Regions from separate parts of the Homo sapiens genome. Here region 2 is linked to region 1. Evidence: read pairs that join two places in POLR2A ChIA-PET (ENCODE). Cell type or tissue: B cell. All regions are shown on one strand.

Region 1 (5,000 bases):
GGACCCGAGGGTGAGGGAGGAATGGGTGGGGGGACTGGACCTCAGCAGTGATAGCTGAGAGACTGAGGCCCACTAGGGGGTTTTGTTAGATGCAAATGGTACTTTGTAAATTGTGAGGACTTCGGCAATTTAAGGACCTAGTGATCTAGCATTTAGAACTATTAGGGAGTGGGTTTGCTGTTTTCACTGAAAAACCAGATTGTTTTGTTATTAAAAAAGGAAAGTTGGCCAGGCACGGTGGCTCACAACTGTAATCCTAGCATTTTGGGAGGCTGAGGCAGGTGGATCACCTGAGGTCAGGAGTTCAAGACCAGCCTGGCCAATATGGTGAAACCCCGTCTCTACTAAAAATACAAAAATTAGCCGGGCGTGGTGGTACATGCCTGTAATCCCAGCTACTCAGGAGGCTGAGGCAGGAGAATCTCTTGAACCCGGGAGGTAGAGATTGCAGTGAGCTGAGATGGTGCCACTGCACTCCAGCCTGGGTGACAGAGAGAGACTGTCATTCATAAATACATAAATAAATAAATAAAATAACTTATTTGTGAACCTTCAACTACAAGGTAAGTGGTTTATTTTCTATCTGTGCTCTAAGATTCTTTTAGACTATAAAATCTTGTTAATCAGATTATCAGAAATGAAGAAGAAATAAACCTTTCAGTTCAGAGAACTTCCAGAGGCATCTTTAACACAAACATAAAAGAATATAGGTAGAAATTAGGAAAGAAAAGAAAAACTAAATAAGCCTGATGAGTCAATTAAACTTCAGTGATTAATATCTAATGCATTTTATGAACTAACATTACTTCCTACAATAGCTGTATTTAATGACTTCACAATTTTCTAAGGGATGGTTTGCAAACTTTGAGTGAGTTTGTTTAGCTTGAGGCAGAAATTTAAAAATAATAATAAGAAGAAGTACTGCATTCATTCATTCCAAGAAAAGTAACAGACAAGGCTATAAGAAGGTTGTAGTGACCTAGTCTAAGAAGTAAAAACCAAGGCCCAGAATGTGGCAAGACAAGGGTTAAAAAGTAAAGAAGGGCTGGACGGTGGCTCACCCCTGTAATCCCAGCACTTTGGGAGGCTGAGGCAGGCAGATCGTGAGGTCAAGAGATCGAGACCATCCTGGCTAACACGGTGAAACCCCATCTCTACTAAAAATACAAAAAATAAGCCAGGCATGGTGGCAGGGGCCTGTAATCCCAGCTACTCGGGAGGCTGAGGCAGGAGAATGGCATGAACCCAGGAGGCAGAGGTTGCAGTGAGCCAAGATCACACCACTGCACTCCAGCCTGGGCAAAAGAGTGAGACTCCATCTCAAAAAAAAAAGAAAGAAAAGAAGAACAAGTTTTCCTCTGCCTAGCAAGCTCACTTCAAAGACAGTTATAAGCTAACGCTGTTCGAGAAGTTGAAACCAAAGGAATAAGCTCCAGACACCCCCCTCTCCAGATCAAGGGTGAAGGAAAAAAAGGACAAATGTCTGTATTTAGCCAGTTCTTGTTTTTTCTTATCCTGTATTTATCTTAATCTTTTTTTTTTTTTTTTTTTTTTTGAGACAGAGTCTCGCTCTGTCACCCAAGCTGGAGTGCAGTGGTGCAATCTCGGCTCACTGCAACCTCCGCCTCCCGGGTTCAAGTGATTCTCCTGCCTCAGCCTCCTGAGTAGCTGGGATTACAGGCATGCACCACCATGCCTGGCTAATTTTTTTTTCTTTCTTTCTTTTTTTTTTTTTTTTTTTGTATTTTTAGTAGAGACAGGGTTTCACCATGTTGGTCAGGCTGGTCTCGAACTCCTGACCCCAAATGATCCTCCCGCCTCAGCCTCCTAAATTGCTGGGATTACAGGCATGAGCCACCACGCCTGGCTATCTCAATCTTATCTTACAGAGAAAAGCAACCCATTAGCTAAGTAAGCAGAGGTGTGTGAAATGGTTTCCTGTCTTTATAAGGCTCCTGGCCTAAACCTCTAACCTCTGGTTTTCCTTTAGGGGAAAAGCTGGCTGCCCTATCAAATAGGAAACATTTTATTGTTCCACATTGTAAGAAAGTAAAACTGAAAGAAGTGTAAACAAAGAACCTTCTTAAAAGTTTGGCTACTATTCATGGCAGCTACATTTTTTAGTATTTCTTTTTCTTTCTGTTTTAAGAGGAAAGCTCTATCTCCACAGTTCCTTGGGCATTATTATTATTATTATTATTATTATTATTATTATTATTGAAGAAGAGTCTCACTCTGTTGCCCAGGCTGGAGTACAGTGGTGTGATCCCAAGTCACTGCAGTCTTTGCCTCCCAGGTTCAAGCAATTCTCCTGCCTCAGCCTCCCAAGTAGCTGGGATTACAGGCGCTGGCCACCACAGCCAACTAATTTTTTGTATTTTTAGTGGAGACGGGGTTTCACCATGTTAGCCAGGTTAGGTCTCTAACTCCTGACCTCAAGTGATCCATGCGCCTCTACCTCCCAAAGCGCTGGGATTACAGGTGTGAGCCACCATGCCCAGCCTTAGTTTTGGTATTTTTAGTAGAGATGGGTGTTTCGCCATGTTGGCTAGACTGGTCTTGAACTCCTGAGCTCAAGTGTTCCACCCGCCTCAACCTTCCAAAATGCTGGGATTACAGGCATGAGCTACTACGCCTGGCCTTCCTTGGGCTTTAAAAGTTCCCCAGCACTACCTTGCTGCTTCCTCTAATCTGTGTTTCCTGCTGACCACAGAAATGGTCTGCTACCTCCGAATAGGAGAGAACATCTTTGCTCTGCCATTTTCTTTCTCTGAAAAAAATGATAAGTGTCCTGCTTACCCCACCCTATTTCTGTAATCCTGTAGAAATCTATTTTTAAAATACTGCTATGCACTTCAAGCAGCTCATCAATTTCTGATGTCTGATTCTTCTTCATTTCTTGATCTTGCTTAATGTCCATGGCATAGAGTTTTTTTAAAGCTCTTTTGTGTGCCTTTATCTTGTTTGATCATCCTAAAAACCTTATGAGAATGACAGATTTCTTCTTTTCTTTTTTTTTTTTTTTTGAGATGGAGTCTCACTCTGTGGCCCAGGCTGGAGTGCAGTGGCGCAATCTTGGTTCATTGCAACCTCTGCCTTCCAGGTTCAAGCCATTCGCCTGCCTCAGACTCCTGAGTAGCTGGCATTACAGGCACGCGCCGCCACGCCCAGCTAATTTTTGTATTTTTAGTAGAGATGGGGTTTCGCCATGTTGGCCAGACTGGTCTTGAACTCCTGGCCCCAAGTGATCCGCCCACCTCAGCCTCCCAAAGTGCTAGAATTACAGGTATGAGCTACCATGCCCGGCTCATGGCATAGATTTATTGAACACTGCTTATTTAAAATGTTTGGCAATATCAAAGACTTTTGACTCACTAATTTTTTTTTCCTTTTCTTCTTTTTTTTTTTTTTTTAAATAGGCAGTGGTCAGTGGCCTATTTGACTTCTCCTAAAAAAGACTTCAATATTTTAAAGTGTCATACGTTTTCTGATTATAGAAGTACTAACATGGTTAGTTTTAAAATGGAAATAATGAGGACATAAAAACCTAAGTGGAAGTCCTTTGTAATGCTAGTTGATAGAACTAGGGATTGTTAATGGCTTGCAGGTAGTCTCCCAGACTTTCCTAGTGGCTGTGTATTATACATACTCTCTCCTAACTGGGCTCATTCTACATAATACTCTTCTGCTGCTTGATTTTTTTTTTCCTTTCTTTTTAGAGACAGGGGTCTCACTCTGTTGCCCAAGCTGGAGTGCAGTGACACCATCATAGCTCACTGCAGTCTCGAACTCCTGGGCTCAAGAGACCCTCCTGCCTCAGCCTCCCGAGTAGCTAGGACTACAAGTGTGTGTCACCATACCTAGATAGCTTTTAAATTTTTTCTAGAGATGGAGTTTTTCCATGTTGCCCAGGCTGGTTTGGAACTCTTGGGATCAAGCAATCCTCCTACCTTGGCCTTGGCCTCCCAAACAATCCTCCTACCTTGGTCTCCCACAGTATTGGGATTACAGGCATAATTCACTGTACCTGGCCTGATTTTTCCTTTCCTTTTTTTTTTTTTTTTTTTTTTTTTGAGACAGAGTCTCACTCTGTTGCCTAGTCTGGAGTGTAGTGGCATGATTTCAGCTCACTGCAACTTCCATCTTTCAGGTTCAAGTGATTCTCCTGTCTCAGTCTCCCACGCTGGGACTATGGGCACGCACCACCACGTCCAGCTAATTTTTGTATTTTTAGTAGATGGAGTTTCTCCATGTTGGCCAGGCTGGTCTCAAACTCCTGACCTCAGGTGATCTGTCCTCCTAGGCCTCCCAAAGTGCTGGGATTACAGGCATGAGCCACCATGCCACCACACCCAGCCTCCAGTTTGTCTTTATACACATGTGACATTTCGGTGAATATCCACATCCTTATGGCTTTGAAAGTCTTCTGCTGACATTTCTGCAGGATACATTTCTGTTTTTTTGTTTTTTAAGACGGAGTTTCGCTCTTGTTGCCCAGGCTGGAGTTCAGTGGCACAATTTCAGCTCACTGCAACCTCTGCCTCCTGGGTTCAAATGATTCTCCTGCCTCAGCCTCCCGAGTAGCTGGAATTACAAGCACCTGCCACCACGCCCAGCTAACTTTTTGTATTTTTAGTAGAGACAGGGTTTCACCATTTTGGCGAGGCTGATCTCGAACTCCTGACCTCCGGTGATCTACCTGCCTTGGCCTCCCAATTGCTGGGATTACAGGTGTGAGCCACTGCACCCGGCCAGGAGACATTTCTTGAAAGAGAATTCCTAGGAAAAAATAATACGTATTTTTAAAAATTGCTCCCCTCCAAAAAATTAAAATACTTAAGTTTACTATAACAATGTAACTAAATGATCCCATCCTTGAACATTCTGTAAAACCTATCCACCTTCCTTTGTCTACTTTTGTCTGTAATGTAAACCGGACTCTGGTGGTGGTGTTTCATGTGAGAATTTTAGGAATATTGATCTTTCTGTCTGGCTTTAAG
Region 2 (5,000 bases), 110 kb after region 1:
TTGCCCACATCTTGGCTCACTGCAACCTCCGCCTCCCAGGTTCAAGCGATTCTTCTGCCTCAGCCTCCTGAGTAGTTAGGACTACAGGCACACGCCATCACGCCCGGCTAATTTTTGTGTGTTTAGTAGAGATGGGGTTTCCCCATATTGGCCAGGCTGGTCTTGAACTCCTGACCTTGTGATCCGCCCGCCTCTGTCTTCCAAAGTGCTGGGATTACAGGCGTGAGCCACCGTGCCCAGTGCATTTTTATTTTCATAAAAATATCTCTGTACAGTACCAATCCTTCTTACACTGTCTGCTTCAGTTTCAGTGCCTGTATCATAGAAGTGTCCATGTTGTAAAAGAAATCAAAAGCAGTCTTGAATAATTGGAACCCACCTTCTGGATTGTCTAATGTCAGTTTGTTGTCTGGGCACTGCTTCTTCTGTCTTCTTCCTCACTGTCTAACACTGGTTCAGAAACACTCATCTCCATCAAGTAGGCTTCAGTTGATTTCCTCAGGTGTGGTGTCTGTTCGCTCTTGAATTCCTGCAACATCCATATCTTGAAACTTTTTGCCCTCTACCTTTTTTTTCCTGTATATCCACAATCTCTCTGATGATTTCCTCAACTGGCTATCTTGTAAATACTGTGAAGTCATGCACAACATGTGGACATAGCAGGAATTTATTGTTTTGAGCTTGATTTCTTTCACAGCTTTTTCTGTACTTAATAATGGCATCGTTATTCTAGACTTTCATGATGTTTTCTCTGTCAGAATTGTCTTCCACAGCGTTAACAATCTTTTCCGTAGATTTGCTGTGTGTAATGAGCCTTAAAGGTCTTATGACCCTCCTTGTTATCTAGAGGCTGAATTAGAGACATTGTGTTTCGGGACAAGTAGACCACTTGGATGCCTTTGGTATTGAAGTCATGGGGTTATGGGTGGCCAGGGTACCTTGTCCAATATCAAAAGAACTGTAAAAGGCAGTCCTTTACTGGCAAGTTAATTCCTGACTTCAGGAACAAAGCATCAATAGACCCAGTCAGAAAAAGAATTTCTCATCCAGGCCTTCTATTTGTGCAACCAAAAGACTGGCAGCTGGTGTTTGTCTTTTCTCTTCAAGGCTTAAGGGTTAGCATCTTTATAGATAATGGCAGTCCTGATCATAAACCTGACTACATTTGCACAAAGCAGTAGGGTTAGCCTGTCCGTTCTTGGACTTAAATCCTGGTTTATGCTCCTCTTTTTTGCTAATAAGTGTTCTTTGTGGCATTTTTTCCCAGAATAGAGTACTTTTGTTTGCATTAAAAACCTGTTCAAACAGGCTGGGCATGGTGGCTCATCCCTGTAATCCCAGCACTTTGGGAGGCTGAGACAAGAATAGCTTGAGGCCAGGAGTTCGAGAGCAGCCTGGGCAAAAAAGCAATACCCTGTCTCTACAAAAAATGAAAAAAAAAAAAAATTAGCCAGGTGTGGTGGCAAGTGCCTGTGGCCCCAGCTACTCAGGCGCCTCAACCTACATATCAAGCAATTTATACTTTTTCTTATATTATGACTTTGCTTCTTGGGAAAACAACTGGCATCACTAGTGGCAGTTCGTGTGGGTCCTGTGGTGTTTTTCAAGGTTTACAGTATTGCACTAAACGATTTTTACTGCAATATAAAATTTCTTGGAGATGCTTACATGGAGATAAGCATGTCATAAGGCACTTGAAGCAAATAAAAAACTTGAGCCCATCAAAATAGCAACAGGAGGTGGCTATGAAATTACTATAATAATATTGTATGTATATAATTAATCTTATGCAGTTATAATTTAAGACTGCATCTTTGTTTACATTTCTCTTGACTGCAAATGAAACCACCTACAGTCTGTATATGCTTCAGTCTTGATAAATTTTAACTTTTTAAATAGCTTTGTGTATATTTTATGGTAGTAAATTATAAAATAGACTAGTATTTGCATGTTTTATGCATTCATGACATATCTAACTTATTCTTAATTTTTTGGATATTTCTGGGCAATGCAGTTCTTGGAAGTTTTTTTCAAATTGTTATAACTCTCTAAAAAATTTTCTAATTTATTGAAAGAAAATTGTGTATAAGTGCAGTTCAAACCTGTGTTGTTCAAGGGTCACCTATACCTTGAATGTTCTTTATTAACTATATGTTTTGGAGTTTTTTCTCTTCACAGTGTCTATGTACTCATTACTAGATTATTTATGATTTATGTTTGAAAAGAATTTTTTCTTGATTTTATGATTTACTTTTTAAGACTTACAATAACAGCACTAGGAGAAAAGCTGAATGATTACTGGAATGAAATGAAAGTGAAGAAAAATACAGAATATCCTCTAAATTTGCCAGTTGAAGATATACAGTAAGTACATTTTTAAAACATATCATTTCACTTAGATATCAAGATGTGGTATTAGAGAGTAAAGGGATTGTACAATGTTTCACAAACTTAGGACTGTAACTCATAGGAATAAATTCTGCAACATGAATTAGCGCACTGCAAAATCAGTGAATAGAATGTAAACCTGTATACATGCACACAAAACATCCATAAAACAATGTTTACCCATATGTGATGCATGTTAATGTTATTTCATTTTAAGATGCTATGGATGGATTATATAATAGTTTGAAAAACACTGGTATAGTGTATCATTAGGATGATGGGGCTGAAACCCAACTTGAGTTCATATTCTCATTCTGCTTAAGTAGCCATGTGGCATTGAACATATTACTTGGCCTCTTGTAAGCCTCCATTTTCTTGTGTATAAAATGGGAACATTAAGAGCATTTGCCTCCTCGAATTATATGAATTAAATAATATGCCTGACAGTCACTTAGTAACACATCACAGGATAACAGTCCTATAAATGAATGAATGAACAATATCTGTGTGTTCTTTATCTGTGTGTTCTTTATACATTATTATACATAATTTATACATTATACATATTATTCATAATTTATACATTATTACAAAGATAACCAAGATATATAATGAAAAACAAGAAAGATGCAGCTCAGTGTATAGACTTCCCATCGTACTTTTCAATTTTTTTATATTTAAAAAAAGTTTTATACAGGTGGGGTCTCCCTGTGTTGCCCAGGCTGGTCTCAATGTCCTGGGTCCAGGTGATCCTCCCACCCAAAGTGCTGGGATTATAGGCATGAGCCACCGTGCCCAGCTTGTATTTTTTTAATGTGTCAGTATACACATGCATACTTTATAAGCATAGAAAATTTCTGCTAGTATTTTAAAAATTAGCAGTGGTAATTTCCTGAGACAAGGAGTTTATAAAGTATAAAGTTATGCTTTATAAACCTCTAGATTGTTTTGAAGTTTCGGATTTGTTTGGTTGGTTGGTTGGGTTTTTTTTTTTTTGGTTTTTTTTTTTTGAAATGGAGTCTCACTCTGTCACCCAGGCTGAAGTGCAGTGGCGCAATCTCAGCTCACTGCAACCTCCACCTCCCGGGTTCAAGCAATTCTCCTGCCTCAGCCTTCCGAGGAGCTGGGACTACAGGCGTGTGCCACCACGCCTGGCTAATGTTTGTATTTTTAGTAGAGACAGAGTTTCACCATGTTGGCCAGGCTGGTCTTGAACTCCTGACCTCAGGTGATCTGCCTGCCTTGGCCTCCCAAAGTGCTGGGATTACAGGCGTGAGCCACCGCGCTCATCCTGTTTTGAAGTTGTTTATAAATATCTAAATGCTTTTTCAAAGCTAGATTTAAAAAGCAGGCCAGGTACGTTGGATCACATCTGTAATCCCAGCACTTTGGGAGGCCAACCGAGGCGGGCGGATCACTTGAGGTCTGGAGTTTGAGACCCACCTGATCAACATGGTAAAACCCTGTCTCTACTGAAAATACAAAAAGTAGCCAGGCATAGTGGTGCACACCTGTAGTCCCAGCTACTTGGGAGGCTGAGGCAGGAGAATAGCTTGAACCCGGGAGGCAGAGGTTGCAATGAACCGAGATTGCACCATTGCACTCCAGCCTGGGCGAAAAGAGTGAAACTCTGTCTCAAAAAAAATAAATAAAATGAAATAAAACTAGATTTAAAAAGCTATTGACATTAAGGTGAAGTTTTCATATGTAAAATAAGTCTACATAGGCTGTATCCAGTGGGTCACGCCTGTAATCCCTGCACTTTGGGAGGCCAAGGCAGAAGGATTGCTTGAACTCAGGAGTTGGAGACCAGGCTGGGCAACGTGGTGAGACCTATCTCTTAAAAAAATAAATAAATAAAGTAGAAGCAAAAAATAATTAAAAAAATAAAAGAATATATACAAGTTCTTTACAGGAATTATTGTGATTTTTCTTTTTTTTTTGTTTTTGAGGTAGAGGCTTGCTCTGTCGCCCAGGCTGGAGTGCAGTGGCGCAATCTCGGCTCACTGCAAGCTCTGCCTCCTGGGTTCATACAATTCTCCTGCCTCAGCCTCCTGAATAGCTGGGACTACAGGAACCCGCCATCACGCATGGCTTATTTTTTGTATTTTTAGTAGAGATGGGGTTTCACCGTGTTAGCCAGGGTAGTCTCGATCTCCTGACCTCATGATCCACCCGCGTCAGCCTCCCAAAGTGCTGGGATTACAGGCATGAGCCACCGCGCCCAGCCTTGATTTTTAAATGAGAAAAATATGAAAGCATTTTGTAAACTAAAAGTATACTAATTTTAGTTATTCAGAAATAAGAGGGCAAAAGTGTCTTATTTAAAGTTACTTAAATTATAACAACAGAATTCTGTTTTCTGGACTTGAGTGATTTATTATGCTAATAAATACAATATATTGTAGATTTAACATTGTAGACACTAAACATAAAGTTCAGGGCAAGGCATTTGAAATATTAAGTTATAGAAAAAATTTAATGCTATTAAGACATAAGTCACATTGTTCAAATTGGCTTGTGACTTTTAATCTTTTGAAGGTAACCAAAATGGTTGTGTTTAATTTTTGAGAGATGGGGTCTCACTATGTTGCCCAGGCTGGCCTCATACT

Evidence for each region. ChIA-PET counts read pairs that join two places held together with the same protein. Peaks named below come from ENCODE experiments on the same cell type or tissue, not always from the same donor. Only the 100,000 strongest peaks of a DNase experiment are listed, where the experiment ranks them.
Region 2: POLR2A ChIA-PET joins it to region 1 with 5 read pairs; 5 of 35 experiments call an interaction of 5 or more read pairs at or near these places.

The regions. Positions count from the first base shown.
Region 1 is chr21:36,239,972-36,244,971 of GRCh38, forward strand. The region is part of intron 18 of DOP1B (DOP1 leucine zipper like protein B); the gene reads left to right. Among named protein-coding and RNA genes, the nearest start is that of MORC3, 78 kb to the right of the region's middle. RefSeq lists an enhancer at 1-467. In B cell, no CTCF peak of the experiment used is centred here; no DNase peak of the experiment used is centred here; H3K27ac peaks cover 1,050 bases.
Region 2 is chr21:36,354,361-36,359,360 of GRCh38, forward strand. It overlaps MORC3 (MORC family CW-type zinc finger 3), which reads left to right. Exons shown (of 17, transcript NM_015358.3): 10 at 2,260-2,364. Among named protein-coding and RNA genes, the nearest start is that of CHAF1B, 29 kb to the right of the region's middle. In B cell, no CTCF peak of the experiment used is centred here; no DNase peak of the experiment used is centred here.